Regions from separate parts of the Homo sapiens genome. Here all the other regions are linked to region 1. A link is a loop called in an ENCODE intact Hi-C map of the cell type or tissue named here. Cell type or tissue: IMR-90. All regions are shown on one strand. Region 1 holds the start of HCG25 (HLA complex group 25). Region 2 has its middle 5.6 kb from the start of HLA-DOA. Region 3 has its middle 11 kb from the start of HCG24.

What was found. Hi-C counts contacts between places; a loop is a spot of excess contacts. Peaks named below come from ENCODE experiments on the same cell type or tissue, not always from the same donor. Only the 100,000 strongest peaks of a DNase experiment are listed, where the experiment ranks them.
Region 2: it touches region 1 in a loop (9-fold over the local background); 92 of 110 quality-filtered maps call a loop at or near these places.
Region 3: a loop joins it to region 1, with 8 times the contacts of the local background. A loop is called at or near these places in 95 of 110 quality-filtered maps.

What each region holds. Positions count from the first base shown.
Region 1 is chr6:33,244,287-33,252,286 of GRCh38, reverse strand. It overlaps VPS52 (VPS52 subunit of GARP complex), which reads left to right. Exons shown (of 20, transcript NM_022553.6): 18 at 316-427; 19 at 651-769; 20 at 1,300-2,009. The coding sequence ends at 1,446. HCG25 (HLA complex group 25) reads right to left here and starts at 2,751. Exons shown (of 5, transcript NR_044997.1): 1 at 2,632-2,751; 2 at 2,398-2,497; 3 at 1,576-1,671; 4 at 581-774. It overlaps LOC105375022 (a long non-coding RNA gene), which reads left to right and starts at 5,414. Exons shown (of 2, transcript NR_187834.1): 1 at 5,414-5,548; 2 at 5,737-6,212. In IMR-90, CTCF peaks have their summits at 2,774 (motif pointing right) and 3,813 (motif pointing right); DNase peaks (open chromatin) are centred at 1,836, 2,886 and 3,836; H3K4me3 peaks cover 1,684 bases; H3K27ac peaks cover 2,358 bases.
Region 2 is chr6:33,011,147-33,019,146 of GRCh38, reverse strand. No RefSeq gene overlaps it. Among named protein-coding and RNA genes, the nearest start is that of HLA-DOA, 5.6 kb to the right of the region's middle. In IMR-90, a CTCF peak has its summit at 4,201 (motif pointing left); a DNase peak (open chromatin) is centred at 4,196; H3K4me3 peaks cover 265 bases; H3K27me3 peaks cover 3,593 bases.
Region 3 is chr6:33,150,279-33,158,278 of GRCh38, reverse strand. No RefSeq gene overlaps it. Among named protein-coding and RNA genes, the nearest start is that of HCG24, 11 kb to the right of the region's middle. In IMR-90, no CTCF peak of the experiment used is centred here; no DNase peak of the experiment used is centred here; H3K27me3 peaks cover 660 bases.

The DNA.
Region 1 (8,000 bases):
GCACACAGTACAACTGCTATCCGTATCGGATAGTTCTTAAGGTCAGCAGCTATTGCTTATTGTGTCTGCTGACTCTCTTGGTAGCTGCCCTTCTTTTGTGTCTAGTGATCTTTGAGTTCATTGTTTGATCTTAACCAGGGGAACTGTATGGGCCAAAATTAGGATTGAGGATATTTTTCTCCATAGAGGATTTTCCTTAACTTTTGCAGCAGCTGAAAGATGCCATTCAGATGGATCTACATTAGTCATGATGCCAGAATTGGGCAAATCTGCTGACACCAGGACACCTGTGTATATGTGTTTGTGTCTTTCCAGGAATTCATTGAAGAGTTGCTGTCTCCCCCTTTTGGGGGTTTAGTGGCATTTGTGAAGGAGGCTGAGGCTTTGATTGAGCGTGGACAGGCTGAGCGACTTCGAGGGGAAGAAGGTATGAGGAAAATATGGTAATGATGGGATCAGTGGTAAGGGAAGTGGAAAAGAAAAATGAAAGGATGCAGATTACATGGTGGGGGAATAGAGTATGAAAGACTGGATTGAGAGAATACCAGAAAAGAGGGTTTGATGATAAGGATGGCTATACCTTGGGGAGAACTTAGTGGAGTTGAAGATCAGCCAGATCCCTCTCTGACACTGTTTCCTCCTGCTATTAGCCCGGGTAACTCAGCTGATCCGTGGCTTTGGTAGTTCCTGGAAATCATCAGTGGAATCTCTGAGTCAGGATGTAATGCGGAGTTTCACCAACTTCAGAAATGGCACCAGTATCATTCAGGTGACCTGCAAGTCCCAGGCCCCACTCAGATCCCCCATCATTAATTATTTTCCCCATCTTTTTGCTGGGCTCAGCATCATCTAAGTGACCCTTGGTCTTCAGTTACTAGCTGTGCCCAAAGTTCTGTATGAGCCCTAACCTGATTCTTTTTTTTTTGTTTGTTTTGTTTTTTTTTTGAGACAGAGTCTAGCTCTGTTGTCCAGGCTGGAGTGCAGTGGCACAGTCTCGGCTCACTGCAACCTCTGCCTCCCAGGTTCAAGTGATTTTCCTGCCTCAGCCTCCCAAGTAGCTGGGATTACAGGTGCCTGCCACCACAACCAGCTAATTTTCGTATTTGTAGTAGAGATGGGGTTTCACTGTGTTGGCCAGGCTGGTCTCGAATTCCTGACCTCGTGATCTGCCCGCCATGGCCTCCCACAGTGCTGGGATTACAAGTGTGAGCCACTGCGCCTGGCCGCCTAACCTGATTCTTAATCATCACTATTAGCACCATTTTACGGTTTGATCCCTCAATGACTTTCTTTGACCAGGGAGCGCTGACCCAGCTGATCCAGCTCTATCATCGCTTCCACCGGGTGCTGTCCCAGCCGCAGCTCCGAGCCCTCCCTGCCCGGGCTGAGCTCATCAACATTCACCACCTTATGGTGGAGCTCAAGAAGCATAAGCCCAACTTCTGATGTGCCAGAAACCGCCCTGAGATCTGCCGGTCATCTCCATGGACTTCTGCACCCCATTCCATACCCTTCTTCACCTGGGGTACCCCTTCCAGTTTTCCCCTTGCTTCCCAGGCCCTTGACATGGCTTACCTGCCTTCACTCCCAGCACCTTGCCCAACAGGATAAGCTGGATCCCCTTGGCCTTCTGAATATCCCAGTGTCTTCAGGTTTCCCAAGACCACTTCCCTGTGGGCTTCCAAAATGGCCTTTATCATTTCTCCAGTCTGTCACCCTCCTTTCCTGCTCCCATACACCCAAGGCTTGTTTCTTCCCCTGTAAAAACCACTGCCTCAATCTCTGGTTCACTCAACTAGTCACCATGTCCTGAGGCATGAAGCCTCCTCAGCTCTTGGAATTGCTGGCAAGGGGTGACTGCCTCTGAGTCATTGTGTTTTTCAAAGTGATTTCTTTTCTGTAGCTTTTTGACCTAAGATCTCAGCAATTTGAACACTAACCTCTCCCCTCCTGGCTCAAGAATTACTCCGAAGTCAGTCTGCAGAAAATAAATATTTAGTATGACATGACACTTATCCCATTTCCTTTCTCCTTCCTCCTGAAGGTTTTTCAGGTGGCCCCATCTCTAGAATGACCTTTCCTTTCTGACTACTTCCTGGGCTTACATCCCTTCTGGTGGGTGTAACCTCTAACCTCTAGCTACTCCCAGGCCATTGGAGGAAGGTGGCCCCTGGCTAAAATAGCAGATGCTGCAAGGGATGAGAACCAGGCCGCGCAGCCCCAGACACTGTCCCAAGGGCTCCCTTGGGACAAGCCCAAGCTGACTCTGGAATCCCTCCTCCGTAGCAGCTCCATAGCTCCTCTGGTTGTGGCTGTGACAGCCCCTTGCTCGGGGGCTGCAGCACCCAACCCACACCCACACCGTTGGGGCAGGGCTAGACCAGGCGAAATTCGTACCATCCGTTTGTTTGACTTGGAGCCTTCCTGCTGTCCTCGCCTATACGCCTCGTTTGAACTTAGGCTCTAGACTGGAGAGACACGGGGACCCCTTTAAGGCCTAAGAAGAGAGGCGCAGTTAAGGAAAAATGTTACGTTTCCTGTGTCCTCCACCCCTACGGCCTAAACATTCCCTCCCCAGGTCCCTGGAGAGTGGTGGAAAGCGGTTCCTCCCCGCTTAGGCCCTTCGGATGCAGGTCTAGCCCGTCGGCAACGGGAGGTGTCCTGAGTGGGTCTGTGACTGCCGAGCACACCCGCCGCGGAGCGGAGGCTGCTGCTTCCTGAGGCTGAGAGTGGATCCGGCTCCGGGCTCTCCTAATTGGCGGACGCTGGGGGGCGGCGTGGTAAGGCAGAACGGAGCGGCATCTCAGCTCTCGCCTTTTCAGGGTTCCGCCCCATATCCGAGAGCCGCTCTCTAATTGGCTTGGGAAACCGTATCTCAGCGCTTTGGCCTAGCGACTTTGAACGTGTTTGCGCCTGAGACCGAAGTGCAGAAGAGGGCGAGCGCAGGAGGAGAGGCTTGGTGAATCAGCGATTCCTGATTGGCCAGGCGTGCCTTGAGGGCGGGGCCAGAACTGCGTCCTTAACTGACCTCGCCCTTGCCCAGATCACCGCCTCCGCGTTGCTCCGGGTTTACCCCGCCTGACTCGCTGCGCTATGCGTTCCCTCACGCCTGCCGGATGCCAGGCGGCGATGTGCCAGGCTCTGAGGGGCCGCGAGCTCACCCCAGACGCCGGCCCCGGGAATCCTCTGCTCCTCCACTTTCCCTTCCCGCTACTGGTTTCTTGCCCACCCACTCCCAGGTGTCACTCTTGGGACATCCAGATGTTCTGACATTTGACCTGACTCCAGCCTCAGCGCGAGGACGGGAGAAGGGCCAAGGGTATGAGATTTTGGACAGGAGAGGCATTGGCTACTCTGACAAAGAGCGTGGATTCCCAAAGAAAGGGTCCCCAGATACCCCGCAGGGGAGACTGTCGAGACAGGCGACTTTAGCCAACTAATGCTCGCACGCGAGGAGGGCTGTGCAGGCAGGCACCACGGTTCTTCACAGCCTTCCTTCTTTCCTTCCCCTGTCCGTCGCAGAACCCAAATCCTCAGAGCTGATCGAGAAGCGCGTGTTGTTGCAGAAGTCACTGAGGGGCAGACCTGGAATGTGAGCCGTGGGGCGAAGGGACAGCTCTGGAGACTCGTGATTCCGGAACCCGGTGGGCATTCAAGTGATACTGGAGCACGCAGTTTTCGGGGACATTAAGCTCGCCCCAGGGGTCCACAGGAACCCTCTGACCCAACGGTCTCTCTGGACAGGATGATCCAGAACAGACGGTGAAGAGACAAAACAGCGTGAAAGGGAGCGGCGATACCTAAACTGACCTCCGGAGGGCAGCATGATCAAGGGAAGGAGCTGTTCTCGCTCCGCTCAAACCCCCGCGCAGCCTCTGCAGCTTACTCCTGCTTCGGAAGGCGGCGAGGTTCCACCCCCACCACCCCGGTCCCCGCCGCCCTCTTCGCGCTGAAGCTGCGGAGGGTCTTTTTCTTCAGCCCCCAAATCCTCTGCTCTGTGGCTTAAGATTCCCAGGCTTAAACCCATAACTGCTAGGGTCATCACTCCTCAAACTTCTCCCTCACTTGTTTTGCTGATGACGGACACAGGGGCCTCACAGACTCAGAAGCATCTGGAGTCATTTCGAAGGACAGAACTGTGGCAATATCCTCTTTCCCCCTCCTAATCTCTGAGAACAGTGTCTGTATATGGCACGGGGGTCCCTAGTGTCATATAGAAGGACTCGGAGATGTCCTCATGGGCTGTAACGGCCCCCGGTGCTATTCAGGGATCTCTGTTCTTTAAAGAAATATCATTTCCCCTTATTTCTCTACCTTTGTGCCCTCACCTCGCCCTGAATTGTTTCTTAAACTGGGCTTTCTGGGAAACGTTTACTTCGTGTTCAACAGCAAAGTCTCGGCATAAGGCGAGGGCGGCAGGGGGTGGGGGGCGGGCGTTTGCTCGCCTTGGCATTAATTTCAGAGCTGCTGAACGTGGACAAAAGAGAGGGAACATCCTCCTTTCTTCCATTCCTGTAAATATGGACCCACCCACCCTCCACTTAAGATGGGTGGCTTTTCTGATTTTAAGATATCAAGCAGCCTGGCGAGGTGGCTGACACCTGGGATCCCAGAACTTTGGGAAGCCGAGGCGGGAAGATCCCTTAAGGCCAGGAGTTCTAGACCAGCCTGGCCAATATGGCGAAAACCCATCTCTACTAAAAATACAAAAATTAGCCTGGCGTGGTGGTGCCTGCCTATAATCCCAGCTACTAGGGTGGCTGAGTCAGGAGAGTCGCTTGAACCTGGGAGGCGGAGGTTGTAATGAGCCGAGATGGCCACTGCACTCCAGCCTGGGTGACAGTGAGACTCTGTCTCAAAAATAATAATAATAATAATAATAAAAAGATATAAATTGGCTGGGCTTTAAAATAAAGTAGTCAGAGGCCCAGGGTGGTGACTCATGCCTGTAATCCTTTTGGAAGGCAGAGGCCAGAGGATCTTGAGCACAGGAGTTTGAGACTAGCCTGGGCAACATAGGGAGACCCATCTCTACCAAAAAAAAAAAAAAAAAAAAGCAAAAAGCCAAGCATGGTGGCCCATGCCTGTGGTCCCAGCTAGTTGTGAGGCTGAGGCAGGAGGATTGCTTGAGAACAGGAGTTAGAGATTGCAGTGAGCTATGATTGCACTACTGCACTCCAGCCTGGGTGACAGAGTGAGACCCTATCTCTTTTTAAAAAATTAAAAAACAAAGTAGATTTAGTGTGAAGATTCAAGGAAAGAAAGAGAAAGCAAGACAAAACTTTAAGGAGAGGAGAATCGAAATTGGCTGACTTCACCCTGGACATAATGGACACAGCTATTCATGTTACGTACTAGCGTTAACAAAGTGTTTTCAGAAGCAGTTGTCATTAAACCAACACATTTATTGAAGCTCTTCTCTGTGTTCTGTGATAGGCACTGCGGATTCAGCAGAGACTAAATCAAAGTCCTTGATCTCGGAGAGCACATATTTCATCTAATTGAATTCACATACCAGCCTTATGAGGAGGTGTTCTTCCTGTTTCAGGTAATGAGCTTGAATTTCAAATAATGAGTTCAAAACCATATAGGCACTCAGTGGCTGAACCTTCTGTGCCCACATTCAGCTTTTGTTCTATGACTCCAGGCTGGGAGTCATGGAGCTGAGGAGGCAGCCGGTTGTAGAGAAGCAACAGATTAATAAGTAATAGTAAATTATTGAAAAAATATTTACAGAACTGAAGGAAAAGCTGAACAGGCGGTCTTTGGAAAGGACAGAAGCCAGGATAGTTCCAGCATCCAGGCAGCAGACACCAATGGTCAGTGCTTCTACTTTGGATCAAAAAGAGAGAACTCCAATAGGCTTAGGGTGGGTCAGGTGCTCACACTCATCTGAGGAAGGGGAGGGTCCCTTGAGGAATAGTACCATAGACTACCCAATGTTGGAGGATAATGGCCCCAACGCAAAAATGGGATCTTGCCACCAGACAAATGGGATATAGATGCCAGGCTGCAAAATCCAACAAATGTACACGTGCCCAAATCCCGACTCCATCACTAATAGCCATGCAATCCTCTGACTATCAATTAGATTAATTGACACTCTTTTTTCTCTCGCTACTGTGGTACATGCAGTAGTTACCTTTATTCTTCACTTTGTTTTCTCATAAGACTAACAAGCAGTTTTTTAAAATAAAGAAATAAAAGCAAAATTGCTTATTGTCTTAGTCTATTCATTGGCAAACTAGTAACATTAAATAAACTCCAGACAGAGCCACTGGAGAAGAATCAAGTACAACTTAGTAGAAATAACACCGTATGTGTGAAGGTGAGTGTGTGTGTGTGTGTGTGTGTGTGTGTGTGTGTGTGTGTGATGGAAAATACTTTGTCCTGCCCAAACTGTAAGTCATGACCATGCCCCTCTCAGCAGAAGTTTATCTTCATCTCATTTGGAAGTTTATAAGAACACAGCTTAAAAAAAACCTGTGATTTTGGAGCAAGGTCAAGCCTTTGCTATTGCTTCCACATTTTGTTTTGTTTTATTTATTTATTTACTTTTCAGTTTTTTGGAGTTTTCTTTATTTGTTTGTGTTTTTGAGACAGGGTCTCGCTCTGTTGCCCAGGCTGGAGTGCAGAGGCACCATCTCGGCTCACTGCAACCTCTGCCTCCCGGGTTCAAGCGATTCCCCTGGCTTAGCCTACTGAGTAGCTGGGATTACTGGCACGCACCACCACATCCAGCTAATTTTTGTATTTTCAGTAGACACTGAAATACATGTTTGCCATGTTGGCTGGGCTGGTCTCAAACTCCTGGCCTCATGTGATCTGCCTGCCTCGGCCTCCCAAAGTGCTGGGATTACAGGCATGAGCCACCACGCCTGCCTAGTTTTTAGTTTTTTGAGACAGAGTCTTGCTCAGTTACCCAGGCTGGAATGCAGTGGCATGATCACAGTTTACTGCAGCCTCGACCTCATGGATTTAAGCAATCCTCCCACCTCAGCCTCTGGGATAGCTGGGACTACAGTCATGTGCCACCACACCTGGCTAATTTTTGTATTTTTTGGTAAACGAGGTTTCACCATGTTGCCCAGGCTGGTCTTGAACTCCTGAGCTCAAGTGATCTCCTACCTCGGCCTCCCAAAGTGTTGGAATTACAGGCATGAGCCACTGCCCCAGCTGTTTTATTAATTTAGTTAAAAATATATGAAAAGAGGCCCTGCGCGGTGGCTCACGCCTGTAATCCCAGCACTTTGGGAGGCTGAGGTGGGCGGATCACCTGCGGTTTTGGAGTTCAAGACCAGCCTGACCAACATGGAGAAACCCCATCTCTACTAAAAATATAAAAAATCAGCTAGGCATGGTGGCACATACCTGTAATCTCAGCTACTCGAGAGGCTGAGGCAGGAGAATTGCCCTAACCCAGAGGAGGTTGTGGTGAGCCAAGATTGCGCCATTGCACTCCAGCCTGGGCAACAAGAGCGAAACTCTGTCTCAAAAAAAAAAGTATATATATATATATATATATATGAAAAGGCTGGGTGCGGTGGCTCACGCCTGTAATCCTAACACTTTGGGAGGCTGAGGCAGGTGGATCACCTGAGGTCAGGAATTTGAGACCAGCCTGGCCAACATGGCAAAACCGTGTCTCTACTAAAAATAAAAAAATTAGCCAGGCATGGTGGCAGGCGCCTGTAATCCCAACTACTTGGGAGGCTGAGGCAGGTGGATCACCTGAGGTCAGGAATTTGAGACCAGCCTGGCCAACATGGCAAAACCCTGTCCCTACTAAAAATACAAAAATTAGCCAGGCATGGTGGCAGGTGCCTGTAATCCCAACTACTTGGGAGGCTGAGGCAGGAGAATTGCTTGAACTCAGGGGGCAGAAGTTGGCAGTGAGCCAAGATCACACCATTTCACTCCAGTCTGGGCAAAAGAGCAAGATTCTGTCTCAAAAAAAAAAAAAAAAAAAAAAAAAAAAAATATATATATATATATATATA
Region 2 (8,000 bases), 230 kb after region 1:
TGAGACGGGAAAGTGAAAGCAGAACCGACGCAACCTCATGGAAGGCTATTTCTGCTGTAAGCACCTACTTCTCCATAGAGAACACTCTCCATGCCCTCGTGTGCCAATGGGCAGTGTGAACTAAGAGTGTTCATTTGTGTCCGGCAGAATATTTCTCAAGAAGGGTCTGGTAGCCGGGCAAGCCACATAGTTGGAGACACTGTTTGAGTGGAAGTAGACCAGTTTTTTCTAGTTGCTTGTTTTCATCAAGCAAGAACCACATATAGGTAAAAAGCAATTTTAAAAACTGATTTTTGGTTTTGAGAAAAGTCAAACGTGTAAAACATTTGTGATTGCATAATAAAGCTGCATGTCTAAGAATATAAATATTTTATAATAGATTAGCTATTACACAAAAACATTGAAATATCTTTTAATTTTTCATTTTGATCAGATGAAGAGAGCCAAAGAAGGAAAGTGAGTGTACAGAAATGGAAAAAGAAGTGGATTAATGTAGAGAAAGAAGAGATATCTAGAAGAATAAAATTGTGGCCCTGAGGAGAGAGGAGGTGGAATGGTTAGATTTTGCTCTCCATTAATAGAAGACCAGGTTGCTGTATTCAAAAGGTCTGAGAAGAAGAAAAGATGTGACAGCTACTAAGCACCTAGTAGATGCCAAGGATTGTTCTTTGCTATGTTAGGTATAATTAGATGACTAAGAATTGAAGCTATACAAATGAATGTTTGATCAAGGAGACATTGTTAGCTGGGGACAGATCCCTAGAGGCACTCTGCATTTAGAGATTCCCAGAGGAGCAGAAGCCCCAGAATGAATGATCTGAATGGTGTCAGGAAAATCAGAGGAGTGTGATGTCTTGAAATCTGAATAAGGAGAGATTTCAAGAAAGTGGAATGATCTACTGTGATGAAAGCAGCAGAAAACTCCACAAAGATAAAGATTTGGTGACCTTGGCAATCAATTTCTGTCCCACTGAGGTCATGGACAAGGAAGTCAGACTGCAGTGGGGCTGAGAATGAGTGGGAGGGGAGAAAGAGGAAACACAGAAGTGTAACATTTTCTTTAAGGAACATGGGAAGAGTAAAGAAGAAAGATGAGGGTGGAAGCTAGGGAGATGAGAAGAGCATTAGGGACAAGGAAGATTTGAGCCTAAATTCTAAACTGAAGGGAAGGATCTGGCAGCAGGGGGCTGATTAGAGTTAACAGAGAGATAGAAGGGAGGACAGCTGAGACAAGCTCCCAGTGGAGGCAGGAGTGAAGGTCTCGAGCGCATAACTGGAGGTCAGGGTTAGCCTGGAGCAGGAAGAGCCCCAGCCTCTGAGACTTCAGGAAGAAGAAGAAAGAGAAACCAGGGTCTCCAAATGGTCAGAATGTCGCTGATGAAGGGTGTGCCTGACCAATTTTCTTGATGAAGTAAGAGCCAAGGAATTCCTGCTGCTATGTAGAACTGAATGTGGAGTGAGAGGAGAGTGAGAAGGTTTGGAACTTTCACAAGGAGACTCGGGTAATTAATTAATTGATCAGTCAATCAATTAAATGGTTTGCTGCCTCTTTTCTCTTTCTATCAATTCAAGTCAATCCTGCTTTCACCGGGCTCCAAGGCAAAAACTGTGCCTGCTTGCCATTAATCATAGATAAGGCACAACCCTATTACTTAGCAGGACATCTGCGGCTTTCACAATTTGACACCAGCCTGTTTCCTAAGCCTCGTCTCCTCCGGCTCCTCGTTTACTTGGCCATGCAGCAGTCCCCTGCCCACCATATACTTTGAGGCCTCTGTGCCTTTGCCCAGGCCATCTTCTCTCCTTGCAAGGCTCTCATCCTCTTCTCCGCATCAGTAGACTTGTATTTATCCTCCAAGGCACAGTTCAAACGTCATCTTCTCTCTAGCTTCTCCTACCTAGGGCAGAATTAAGAATTCCCTTTTGTGTATTACACAACAATTTATTTATTGTTGTTATAGCAAACATGGGAAATTGCTATTTCAAATACATAGTGTCAGAAGCTGCTTTCATATTCTGGAGATGTAATTAATCTCAAGGAGGAAATTGACTTTTGATTTAGAAAAACACGTTAATGCGCCATTTCATTATAAATGAAATACCCAAAGCTTGTATAGACAGAAGTTACATGTTTCTGTGAAGCATATGGAGATATATGTTATTATAAAAACATTAATTTACTAGAGGTCTTAATGTTTTCCTTTTGCACTTCTTTAGATGTGACCTTATGCCTATTCACCCAGGGGAAAATTTGGATTTTTATCACAGAAGACCAAAAGCAAACAATATTCCAAAACAGAATATTGACAGCTATATCAAAGTCATAGTCTTAAAAATTAGACATTGGTAAGAGAAAAGGGAGTTTCTAAATTTACAAAAGTCTAGGTCCTTAGAGCTCTCTGCTGGGGATTCATTCTAGACTGAGATCACCTCTTTTGGGAGGTGGGCACTCACTGGCCACTTCTGTGTTCCTGAGATCTTAGAAACACCAGAACCCTCTCCTCTCAACCCTCTGCTACCTCCACATGGCACTAGAGCCCACAGGATCTACCTTGGATCTACAGCTTGGATCTACCCACACACATTCTAGAGTCTCACGGGATCTTCTAGGGATATCCCTGGTCTGATAAAGAGACACTGCCTGTGGATATTTTCCTTTGCTATCCCAATTGCACTCTCTGTTTTTGTGAGGACACTTGGGAAGATGAAAAACACTCTGTCACCATTGTCATCTTCTCCCTGTATCACCAACATCTGACAAATCGAATATTACTTATAAGCTACTATGAAAACAAAAGGAAAGGCAAATTAACCAACATTTTCAGAAGTCTTCAAAAGTTGTAAAAACCATTAAATTCAATATAAAAGGACAAAACTTTAAAGTCAAGTTTTTGGCAAATTGATAAAATTGGGGAATTGATGATTTGATGTATTAATTTCTGATTAGTTGATGGGTTGATTTTAGTGAGTTGACGTGCAGTAAATTGGTGTTCAGGATGGTCATGGAGAGGCTTGAACTGGCCTGGAGCCAGGGGCCACAGCCCAGAACACACGGGCCCAGGATCAGGCTGCAGCCTCGCCAAACTGGAAGGATGTGAGTAGTAGCAGAGCCACGCTGGGGCCACCAGCAGGCAAGGTGGCTGAGCCCCACTGCCTTCGTCAGGGATAATCGATCGCAGATTAGACCAGCCACGGAAATGTTGGCGAGCGATGGGGACAGGCCAAGGAACTGGGGGCAGAGAACCATCAGAAAAGAGAAAAAATGCCACCTAGACCCAGCTTCCCACAGCCAGCACGCTCTGTAAGTTCATCCTCTGCCCCAGGATGTCATTCCCAAAAGGGGGAGGGAGAGGGGGAAGAGAAGAAACCGTGAAAGATTGTGCCTTTCCCAGAAGACATTTGAAGTTTTTCAAAAATACCTCTTTTAAACAGGAAGGGCTGTATCTATGCCTTTCGATGGCCAATTTTGGGGTTTTCCTACCATCATTTGGAATTGTTGCTCCAGAGTGTAATGAGACCAGTTATATATTTTTAAAGTTACTTTTTTTGATGTATAAATTTCAAACTATCTGCAGATATAAAGGAAGAGTGATTTTAGCTTAGAATTTCCCAGGAGACAGAGGTTGGAACTCTGGCATTTAGAGAAGTCAGGAGACGGGAGGGGAAAGTTCTAAGGGAAGTGAGCAGTTCCCAGCCAAAGGGCAGAAGTCCAGAGTTTGAAAAGTGATGGCCAGCAAGAAATCTGCTGTGCTGGGGAGCTGCCCCCAAATGACCACAACAGTCTGCCCAGGGCAGGAGGCTGGTGCAGGAGATGCCATCAACTCCATACGTAAGCACACATTTGCATCACTTCTCTGTCCAGGAATTATCAGACATTCTGGTGACAGCAGTGAGCCATTTGAATTCCTGCAATTAGACAGGCACTTGAAACTGCTTAATTACTAGGGAAAGGATTGCCCCAGAAAGTTGCAGGCCACATGAACATTTATATTGCACATTAATAGACCTTCTCCTTTTTCCACCACGTATTTAGTTCTGTGTACAGACTTCCAAGACAGCCATTCTTGTTGGCAGGAACCATAATTGTGGTCCCAAAGCCTAGCACGGCACTTAAAGCAAAATAGATTAAAACAGAGCGATGCACCAGCAAACAGTCAGATCTAAGGTCCAGAATGGAAAAATTCAATGGTAAGGTCGCCCTCTGGTGGAATATCTAGGTAGTAACAGGAAAGGACTTGAAGACTCTGGCAAGCTGGCTACTTAAATGTAAAAATCTCAGAAAAGGAGCCAGTGGCCAACTGGTAGCCAACCAAGAGCACCCAGAGCAGCGCTGTCCAGTAGAAATATAATGGGAGCCTCTTAATTCAATTTCAAATTTTCTAGTAGCTACATTTAAAAAGCAATAAGAAACAGGTGAGATTAATCTAATACATATTTTAAACCGCAAATATACAAAAAATTGCAAACTGAACATTAATTAATATAGAAATTACTGAGATTATGTATATACATTTAATTAAGTCTTCAAATCCCAGGGCATTTTATACTTAGAGTTTTTTTTGGCTTAATAGCTACAGGTGGCTTGTGGCTACTGCACAGGACAGCACAGTCCTTGAGGAAGGGGATCATGTCCTGCTCTTCTGTGCTCCCAGAGCAGCACACAGTGCCTAAGTCACATCAGGTGTCCTATAAACATGTATTTAATGAAGAATATCCCCCAACACCTACCTGAACTTGTCATGCTCCAAAGAACATGACAGATACAACTTTACCTCAAAGTCAGCATTTTAGACAATTTAGAACAACTGGATTTGTGTCATTTTTAAAGGACACTTTAGTAAGTTTTTGTCGAATCTGTGTTTGCCTCATTATTAGACTCTAGTCCCAATAACAGTACCTCTCCCTAGAGTCAGGGTTATCCACTTTATTCACTTTTATTTGTTATCATTGACTTATTTATTTAATAACGTGCTAGCGTTTAGGGGGAAAAGGAAGATTGTGTAACAAAGATTCAATCATCCATGATCCCTTCTTACAGGCCCTTTCCATCTAGGAGGGAATGTGGACCATACATATACATTCCAAGAAAACAAATAATGAGGAAGCCCTGGTGAGACTGAAAGGTGTTCTGAACTGGGTTGCTTGCTGGCTGTGGCTATGAGAAGGTTCCTGGAACCTTCTGCTCTTGCCTCCCCGGTGTTGGCCTTGAGCAATCACTGCCTGCTCCCTGCTGCAAAAAACGATGGCAAGATCCTGATTGCCTGTCCAGCTGTTGAGGGGTGGGTGAGAAAATCCAAGCTGAAATCCTGCTGGAGTGGGAGGAGCTGGGGACTGCCCTAGTCATTGCCTCCTCTGCCACCCCAGCTATCAGTGCTCCCTACGCCTCCTAGTGCTCCCACCCTGAAGTCCTGACCTGAAGTGACACCCAAAGGGTAGTGACTATGGTTTTGCGCTGGCCTAGGACTCCAGCTGGCCCTCCTTTCTCTTTACACACATGACACCAACACAGATGGCCACTAGTGGGTCAAAATAATACCTTTAGGGAGTGCCGACACCTCAAAAGAAAAACAGCAAACAGGACCATCTATGTCCTTGAAAGAAGTGGTAGAAAATATAGACCAGCCGCTTAAAATGAGCATTAAAAGTGCACTTTAAAAGTCAGAAGCTATTATAATATGAAAAAATAGAGAATATAGGGAAAACACCTAGAAGTTCTAGGTGTAAAAAATATATATAATAGTCAAAGTAAAAGCCACATTAATGGGATAAATAGTGGGAGAGATGCAACTGAAAAACAAAACAGAAAGATGGAGGACTACACTGAGGAGCTAGTTCAGAACAAAAGAGGGAAGAATTGAGAAGTCATCAATAGAAAAGTCAGGGGAAAAGGAGGAGAGAATTATCCAAATATAGATTATATGAGTTTCACAAAGACAAAAAATAGAGGAGAAAAATAGTTAAAGAAATAAAAAGATGAATTCCCAGAATTAAAAGATAGAGAAGATCCATAATGTCTTACAGAGAGAAGGAAAAACCCACTCTAGACACACTAGCAAAATTTAAAAATATCAAAGACAATGAGAAAATTCTAGAAGATTCCAGCATGAAAGACTGACATGGGATTTTCTAACTGTGACATTGGATGCAAAAAAAAAAATTTGGAATGATGTTATTTAGAATATTAAAGGGGAAAATACTTCAAATAGTATGTAATACACAGCTAAACTTTATTCAAAAGTGCTGGTATAATTTTAAAAAATTATCAAGCATACAAGACTTTAGAAGGTTTGCTATGCAAATTCCCACATCTGAAAGTTTTTGGAAGAAGAATTCTAATCAGAGAACGCATTCTAGAAGGTGCCAAAAGATATGAAAAGTAATGTTGACCAAATAATTTGGTGAAGGAGAAAATATGTGAATAAATTTGAAAGCATGCTAAAGTTCTTATCCAGTCAGAGGGAAGATGGAGAAGGTATCGGTAACACTTAAAAAAAAAAAAAGGCAATGAAGATTAAAAAAGAAAACTTGGCCGGGTGTGATGGCTCACGCCTGTAATCCTAGCAGTTTGTGAGGCCGAGCCAGGCAGATTGCCTGAGCTCAGGAGGATAAGCCTGGGCAACACGGTGAAACCCCGTCTCTACTAAAATACAAAAAAAAAAAAAAAATAGCCAAGCATGGTGGCATGCACCTGTAGTCCCAGCCACTCGGGAAGCTGAGGCAGGAGAATCGCTTGAACCCGGGAAGCAGAGGTTGCAGTGAGCCAGCCCAGATCATGCCACTACACTCCAGCCTGGCAACAGAGCGAGACTCCGTCTCAAAAACAAACAAACAAACAAACAAAAAAACTTTAAAAAATAGAAATATTGAAATAAATAAGGTATTACAAACAAGCCCAAGTGCATCAATATTCACAATAAACACAATCAGAATGCAGCAAAGACAGTGCCATGTGCTCACCAAACCATTATATCTTCCTGCACACATAGGTAACGTACATTTTTCCATCCCCGTGCGCCTATGTGGGGTCATTGTTTACTTCTTGCCAATGGAATGTGAGCAGAGATGGCAAATAGTTTCTGGTCCAAAACCATGGAAACAATGTGCCTTTCCCAGGTTCTCTCTCCTACCTGCAAAGCTAGGAGTTCATGAAGTGCTTTTCAATAATAGAGATGCAAAGTGGAGCTTAGCCACCTTGAGGCATGTTTTGGAAAAGAGCTACAGAGTGCCCAACCTGCCTTGAACTACACGTGGCTAAAAAATAAACCTGTGTTTTGTTAAACCACTGAGGCTTCAGTGTTTGTCTCTTGCAGAAACAAGTTTGCTCACTTTGACTACCATATGAATTGAACATAGGTTAGAAGACAGAGATCGTCAGATTGAATCAGAAGCAAAAATCTATATTTATGACATTTCAAGGGCTACATCTAAAGCATAAGTACAAAGGAAGAGTAAAAACAAAAGAGTAGAAAAAGATACAGTGAACAAATACCCAAAGACAGCTGTAGAACTTATTACTATCAGACAAGACAGAGTAGGACAGAAAGATTCTCAGGACAAATTGGGAAAAGGCTCAGTTCACCAAGACTGTAATAATTCCCAAGAGTAAACACCTTAATAACCTAAATGCAGAGAGGGCAAAAGTTGATTTAAAAATTAGAAACAAGTTGAAAAACCTACAGTCACAGTTAGAGATTTAAATATACCATTCATAGGCCAGGAATTGTGGGGCATGCCTATAGTCCCAGCTACTCTGGGAGGCTGAGGCAGGAGGATCGCTTAAGCCCAGCTGTTTGAGGCTGCAGCGAGCCATGATTACTTCACTGCCCTCCAGCCTGAGCAACAGAGCAAGGCCCTGTCTCTAAAAAATAAATAAATAAATGCACCACTCTTAGTTATGTATAGGCCAGTCCAAAGATAAAGAAAACCGTAATAAATTAGAATGACAAAATCCACATGCTTGATCCAATAAACATGTACATGTATAAAATTCTGCATCACAT
Region 3 (8,000 bases), 94 kb after region 1:
AAAAACGCCTTACTCTAGGTTGAAGGACTTTTGGTTCCTGAGGCATGGATGATTTCCCAAAGTACAACAGATAAAAGCCACACTGGCTGTACAGCAGCTCATGTAAAGGTCATGTTCCAGGTCTTGGCCACTTCACCTATAACAGGCTTGGACTCCGGCAGAGCCTCAGGCCAAAGAATGTGGGTCATAGAGATATCTTCCTCATTGTGTTCACATCTCCCCCGGGCCTGGGCTATATTGTTGGGTCAGGTAATCGGCCTGCTCTCCTCATGAAATAAGGCATACTGGTATTACTAATGCTGGGAGAGATTTCTTATAATTCCATCCCTTCCCAGTTGTGGTTATTTGTATTAATACCTGCAGGTTTTCCTTACTTTTAGAACTGCAAATCTATAGAAACAAACAAACCCCAAACCCAACAAACATGTTTCAGAGACATTAGGGTTAGGGAGAAGATGAGAAATAGCACCCTGTTTGATTGGGGCCCTGGGGAGAGAGGGACTCAGACAAAAGAGTTTGAGTGGCAGGTGGTCTAGTTTTGGGTGGGTTGAGCAGACTTAGGGCCAAAGGTGGCACTGATTCTAGCTGGCAGCGGGCCTCTCTGTATTTCCAACTGAGAGTTCTCCTTCCCTTAGCTTGTCAGGGATGCTTTGCTTCTGAGTTGCACACTTAACCTCAGCATCAGTTTCTTCACCTGCAAAGTGGGATAATACTTGCTCTGTAAAGGAATAATTCCCCCTTTACTGACAGCCTTTGCAATGGAAAGTGAGGGGAGGGACCTGACAAGCTGTCTTGGTTCCATCTCCATGTCTTGGTTATTGCTGACACACGGGTGTCTGGGGCATGCTGCTGTCCCTTTTCCACTTTTGATTTTAGTGCTGTTAAAACTCTATACTTACTATTATTATTTTCTTGTTACAAATCGCAAAATCTGATTCAGAATAGCTTAAGCTCCAAAAGGAATTGATTGTAAAAATATTGGGTTTCTCAGGATTTGAAGACAGAGTTGACTCAATAGGGAAGACTGAGAGCAGTTCTGGGAACCTCAGGGGCTCATGGACTTTGTCCCTGGAGTGTGGATACTCACCGCTCAGCAGAGCTGCTCTTGACCTCTGTGTCTCTGGGCCCCATGGTTCAAAGTCATGGAGAGACAATCTGATTGGCTTAGCTTGGGTTATCTCTGTCCCTGAGAACCAATTTTCTGTGGCTGAGGGCCCAGTGTACCAACCAAGAGGTATGTAGGATGCCTTTTGGTGGAGGTGGAGGGGTGTTGGGGGCACTGTTTCCAGATAATGTGGGATCCTGAGGCCCCCAGGAGGTGTCCGCTTGCTTTCCCTTCTTCGCTTCTGTCTAAACAGACTCCTTTGTATGCATTTGACCAGCGTGATACAACCAGCCCCTTCATGATCACATTTGCTCTCCCTGCCACCCAATCTCCTGGATGGGCAACCCAAAGTCACATTCAGCAGCTGTGGCCATGACCTCTCTAACCTCAGAGGCCGACATCTCTGCCAGTTCATATTTTGCCACTTTGTGATTCAGCACATAAACTTTCATGGCCGTTATATCCAGGGCTGCATTGTGACTTCTGCGGGCCCTATGCACTTTTCTAAACAATAAATTTGAAATCATACTTATGATTGTGTTGATACACAGGCAACTATATTAATATTATATATTAAAATATTTTCTTCAACCTTAATTTTTTTTCTATTTTAAAAGAAATGTAAACATTGCCATGGGAGTATTGTGGGCCCTAGGCACTGTGGCTACTGTACATAATGGATCCATGGGCCCTCCTTGTGTCTTTGTTAAAGATTTTACTGGTTTACTCTTAAAATGTAATCACAATTCTGTTACCACAATTTTAATAATCATTCCTGTTGTCATCAAATATCCAGTCAGTGTTCAGATTTCCAAGATTGTTTTGTAGGTTTTGTGTGTGTGTGTGTGTGTGTGTGTGTTTGACTCATGATCCAAATAAAGCTGATGGTCTTCTAATTCTTTAAAGATCTACATTTTCCGTAATTTATTTAAAGTCCTTTTTGTTTACTTTTATTATGGACAAATTTAAGCATATACAAAAGTGGTTTATTATTGCTTTTTTTTTTTTTGAGATGGTCTTGCTCTGTCGCCCAGGCTGGAGCACAGTGGCACGATCTCAACTCACTGCAGCAACATCCGCTTCCCAGGCTCAAGCGATGCTCCAGCCTCAGCCTCCCAAGTAGCTGGGACTACAGGCGCCAGCCACCATGCCCGGCTAATTTTTGTATTTTTTGTAGAGACAGGGTTTTGCCATCTTGTCCAGGCTGGTCTCCAACTCCTGAGCTCAAGCAATCTGCTCATCTTGGCCTCCCAAAGTGTTGGAATTACAGGTGTGACCCACTGAGCCTTGCCTGTTATTGCTATCTTAAAAAGAATTAATACATGTTAAAAATCTTTTTCAGTTCTAATTTTGAATACAGTAAATATCAATAACAATATTGTAAGTAAAGCTTTTCAGTGTTTTCAGTAATTTAAGGGGTTTATACTCTTAAAACATTGAGAGATTTTTTTCAAATTGAGATTTAAAAAAATTGGGAATCACTAATCTAGAAGAACTGTTAAAAATAGTCATGCCCACCTGTGCTCACCCTTAGAGATCTGGATTCAACCCATTTGGGGCGTGAGCAAAGGGACTTGTGTAAAATTTCCCCAGGCAATTCCAAAGTGCAGGCTGTGTTGAGAACCTCTGCTCTAAACTGGAGAGATCCCGTAAGAAATAAGCAGCCAGGTGCAGTGGCTCATGCCTGTAATCCCAGCACTTTGGGGGACCAAGGCAGGTGGATCACTTGAGGTCAGGAGTTCGAGATCAGCCTGTTCAACATGGTGTAACCTTGTCTCTACTAAAAATACAAAAAATTCGCCAGGTGTGGTGGCACGTGTCTGTAATCCCAGCTACTGGGGAGGCTGAGGCAGGAGAATCACTTGAACCAGGGAAGCAGAGGTTGCAGTGAACCGAGATCATGCCACTGCACTCCAGTCTGGTAGACAGAATGAGACCCTGTCTCAAAAAAAAAAGAAAAGAAAAGAAAAGAAAAAAAAGGAAATAAGCAAAGATGGCCGGGTGTGGTGCCTCACACCTGTAATACCAGCACTTTGAGAGGCTGAGGCGGGCGGATCACCTGAGGTTAGGAGTTCGAGACCAGCCTGACCAACATGGAGAAGCCCCATCTCTACTAAAAATACAAAATTAGTCGGGCATGGTGGCACATGCCTGTAATCCCAGCTACTTAGGAGGCTGAGGCAGGAGAATCGCTTGAACTTGGGAGGCAGAGGTTGCGGTGAGCCAAGATCACGGCATTGCACTCCAGCCTGGGCAACAAGAGTGAAACTCTGTCAAAAAAAAAAAAAAAAAAAAAAAAAAAAAAGAAATAAGCAAAGGCACAGAGTGGGAAAGGCAACCAAATGCCCTAGGTCTGAAAGGGCCTCCTGGGACCTGCTGCATCCAGCAGAAATGCTTGCAAGTGCAGGCCCAGACAACCCAAAAAACAGGGGCTAAAATAAACAGGAATTCATTTTTCTCATAAGAAATCTGAGGATGACAGCTTCCAGCATTGGTTTGAGCATTTAATGATGCCATCAGGGTTCCAGACTCTTCATATGTTTACACTCCACCCTCCTACAATGTTACCCTTACATATTTTCTTTGGCTAAACTATAAGCACGTTTTTCATAATAGCTGTTCCATTTACATCACTGTCAAACATGACATTCACCAATAAAGAAAAGACGCATGAGACGTGTTCGGCACCCCTTAGCTGTAGAAATGCCTGCCACCACTTTGCTGTCATGAAAGAGCCATTTTATGGCTATTGCAAATGCTTTGAAGATACTAAGACTTGTACCTGGAAGCTATAGATGCAGTGTGGGAAACTGGGAAGTATAATTGCCACTGAATTGTTATTGATTTATTACTGCAAATAAATCTATGCAGGTCCCTTCTGAAATTGAGATGGTCCTGAACTGAACAAATGTCTTATTGACATTCATAACAGTGGCTGGTATTCCTTCTTTATCCTGTTTGTCAGTTTTTGGAATTCACTGATTAGATAAATAAAAAGAATCTCACTTGCTCCTTACTAATGAGCTCCACGGAGGGGCATGATGTTGGAAAAGGCACCATGCAAGGCATGATTACTAAGAAGACAAAGGGCTTGTCGGGGAGCTGTTAGGGAGGGTCCTGAGCCAGGGCTTGGGAAAAACATCTCATCATTTTACTGTATCTGATGCTTGGAAGTGACATGTGCTTTGCAAACTCCAGTTTATGTTTTGATGACTTTGTGCTTGTTCTGCTTGGTTAGGATTAGCTTCAGCTGTGAGAAACAGAAAACCCTGGAAACAACAGTGTCTCCACCAAGATAGAAGTTCATTTCTCTCTCACATGCAACCCTAGGGCTGGTGTAGTGTTTAAGTGTCAGAGACTCAGGTTCCTTCTATCTATCTTTTTCTTCCACCAGCCTCAACATAGCTCTTCTCTCTCAGGTCCAATATGACTGCTTGAATTCCAGCTTTCATGTTTGTGTTCCAGTCAGCTGAAGGAGAAAGGGGAAATAAGGACAACCCCTCTTTTTTTTCGTTTTTTCTTTTTTTTTTTTTTTTGAGAGGGAGTCTTGCTCTGTCACCCAGGCTGGAGTGCAGTAGTGGATCTCAGCTCACTGCAACCTCCGCTCCCCAGGTTCTAGCGATTCTCCTGCCTCAGCCTCCTGAGTAGCTGGGATTACAGGCATGTGCCACCATGCCTGGCTAATTTTTGTATTTTTAGTAGAGATGGAGTTTCACCACGTTGGTCAGGCTGGTCTCAAACTCCTGACCTCAAGTGATCCACCCGCCTTGGCCAATACCTTTAGGCAAAGCATTATAGCAGGAGTCTAAAAACAAATGGGCTGTTTTGTTTTGCTCGGAAATCTCTCCCCGAGGGATTGTTTTGTTTTTTGAAGTATTTGAAGGCTAAGTATCTAGAGCTTGTGCTCATGGAGTAGCTGCCCCCTTTCCTCGTGAGGCCACCATTAGTTACCTCTGCATATATGTCTGCCTCTGAGGTGTCTGGCTGTCTGAGGAGGCCTCTGGCTTTGTTAGTACACCACTAGGATATTTGCAACGTGGATCAAGACTTTTTAATTTAATTTAATTTTATTTTATTTTTTTGAGATGGAGTCTTTCTCTGTCGCCCAGGTTGGAGTGCAGTGGCACAATCTCAGCTCACTGCAACCTCTGCCTCCCAGGTTCAAGCCATTCTTCTGCCTCAGCCTCCCAAGTAGCTAGGATTACAGGTGCCTGCCACCATGCCTGTTGCGGGAAGTCAGGGACCCCAAATGGAGGGACCAGCTGGAGCCGAGGCAGAGGAACATAAATTATGAAGATTTCATTTTAATATGGACATTTATCACTTCCCTAATAATGCTCTTATAATTTCTTACGCCTGTCTTTACTTCAATCTCTGAACATAAATTGTGAAGATTTCATGGACATTTATCAGTTCCCAAGTAATACTCTTATAATTTCTTATGCCTGTCTTACTTTAATCTCTTAATCCTGTTATCTTCACAAGCTGAGGATGTACGTCACCTCAGGGCCACTATTGTACAAATTGACTGTAAAACATGTGTGTTTGAACAATATGAAATCAGTGCACCTTGAAAATGAACAGAATAACAGCGATTTTAGGGAACAAGGAAAGACAACCATAAGGTCTGACTGCCTGTGGGGTTGGGCTAAAAGAGCCATATTTTTCTTCTTGCAGAGAGCCTATAAACAGACGTGCAAGTAGGAGAGATATCGCTAAATTCTTTTCCTAGCAAGGAATATTGATAATTAATACTCTGGGAGAATAATTGCATTCCTGGGGGGGAGGTCTATAAACAGCCGCTCTGGGAGTGTCTGTCTTATGCGGTTGAGATAAGGACTGAAATACGCCCTGGTCTCCTGCAGTACCCTCAGGCTCACTAGGGTGGGGAAAAACCCCACCCTGGTGAATTTGAGGTCAGACCGGTTCTCTGCTCTCGAACCCTGTTTTCTATTGTTTAAGATGTTTATCAAGACAATATGTGCACAGCTGAACATAGACCCTCATCAGTAATTCTAATTTTGCCCTTTGCCTTGTGATCTTTGCTTTGCCTTTTGCCTTGTGATCTTTATTGCCCTTTGAAGCATGTGATCTTTGTGACCTACTCCCTGTTTGTACACCCCCTCCCCTTTTGAAGTCCTTAATAAAAAGCTGCTGGTTTTGTGGCTCAGGTGGACATCATGGACCTACTGATATGTGATGTCACTCCTGGCGGCCCAGCTGTAAAATTCCTCTCTTTGTACTCTTTCTCTTTATTTCTCAGACTGGCCGACACTTAGGGAAAATAGAAAGAACCTGCATTGAAATATTAGGGGTGGGTTCCCCAGATACATGCCCAGCTAATTTTTTTGTGTTTTTAGTAGAGACAGGGTTTTGCCACGTTGGCCAGGCTGGTCTCGAATTCCTGACCTCAGGTGATCCACCCGCCTCAGCATCCCAAAATGCTGGGATTACAGGCATTAGCCACTGCACCTGGCCATCTCAAGATGGTTTTAATGGTTAGAAATATCAGCCAATTGAATTTTCAGAGACATATGCCACCTAATTTTGTATTCAATACTTAAGTCATTAAACTCCAGTGGTCTATATACCTGTTTGGCCTCTAAGACAGTTTGGCCTCTAAGTCTGTGAGCACTTTCTGTGATGATGGAAATGTTCTACATTTATGCAATTTAATGTGGTGGCCACTATTCACATGTGGCTATTGAGCACTTGAAACATGGCTAGTGCACTAAGAAACTCAATTTGAAATTCAATTTTAATTTTATTTAATTTAAATGGCCACAGGTAGCTAGCTAGTGCTACCATATTAGACAGCACAGCTCTGAGGCTCTTTTAAGGACCCACATAATTCAATGAAGAGACCCAAGTTTAATACAGATGTGGGATATGCAGTCTTCATAATTCAAACACGCCAATTAATTTCTGTTCCTCTTTTTCAAGTTGGGGGCTTTCAAGCACAAAGGCTTTTACCTGGTCTTGGGCAGAATTTTTCTCCCCAAAATTTTACCAAAATTTGTGCTCTTTTATAGTCTGTTTCTTTTAACTCATAAAATTAATAATGGAAGACAGAGGTTTTTGATGCAGTTGCTTTAAAAAAAACCAGGTTCAGGCCAGGCACAGTGGCTCACACTTGTAATCCCAGCACTTTGGGAGGCTGAGGTGGGCGGATCTTCTGAGGTCAGGAGTTTGAGACCAGCCTGGCCAGCATGGTGAAACCCCGTCTCTACTAAAAATACAAAAATTAGCTGGATATGGTGGTGCGCATCTATAATCCCAGCTACTTGGGGCTAAGGCAGGAGAATTGCTTGAACCTGGGAGGGGGAGGTTGCAGTGAGCTAAGATTGCGCCACTGCACTCCAGCCTGGGTAACAGAGTGAGACTCCATCTCAAAAATAAATAAATAAATAAATAAATAAACAAATAAATAAATAAATAAAATCAGGTTTACTGAGATATAATTTAAATACAGTGAAACCATAGCTGTACAGTTGTTTATGAGTTTGACAAACATATTCATTGTGTAACTACTACTACAATGAAGATAATATTTCTATTACCCCAAAAAGTTTCCTCATGGACACAGCTTTTTTCAAGTCACTCCTGGTTAATGTGTCATTAGGATAATAAAACAATGTTAATTCTTGAATTGGATTTAGGCTGTTTAAATTTTGCTCAATGGATTGTACCTCGGAGGTGGGAGAATTTACTCTGGCAACTTAGTAAAGGTTGGGGCTGCCAAGTGAAGGCAGACTGTTGGTGAATATAATTTATTGGGATTGAAAAGGATACATCAGCCAGATTGATGCATGAATGCTAATCAAGGGTTGATTTAGCAAGATCTTCTACTAAGGAAATAATATCATGTACAGTGCTAATCACATTTTTTTCATAA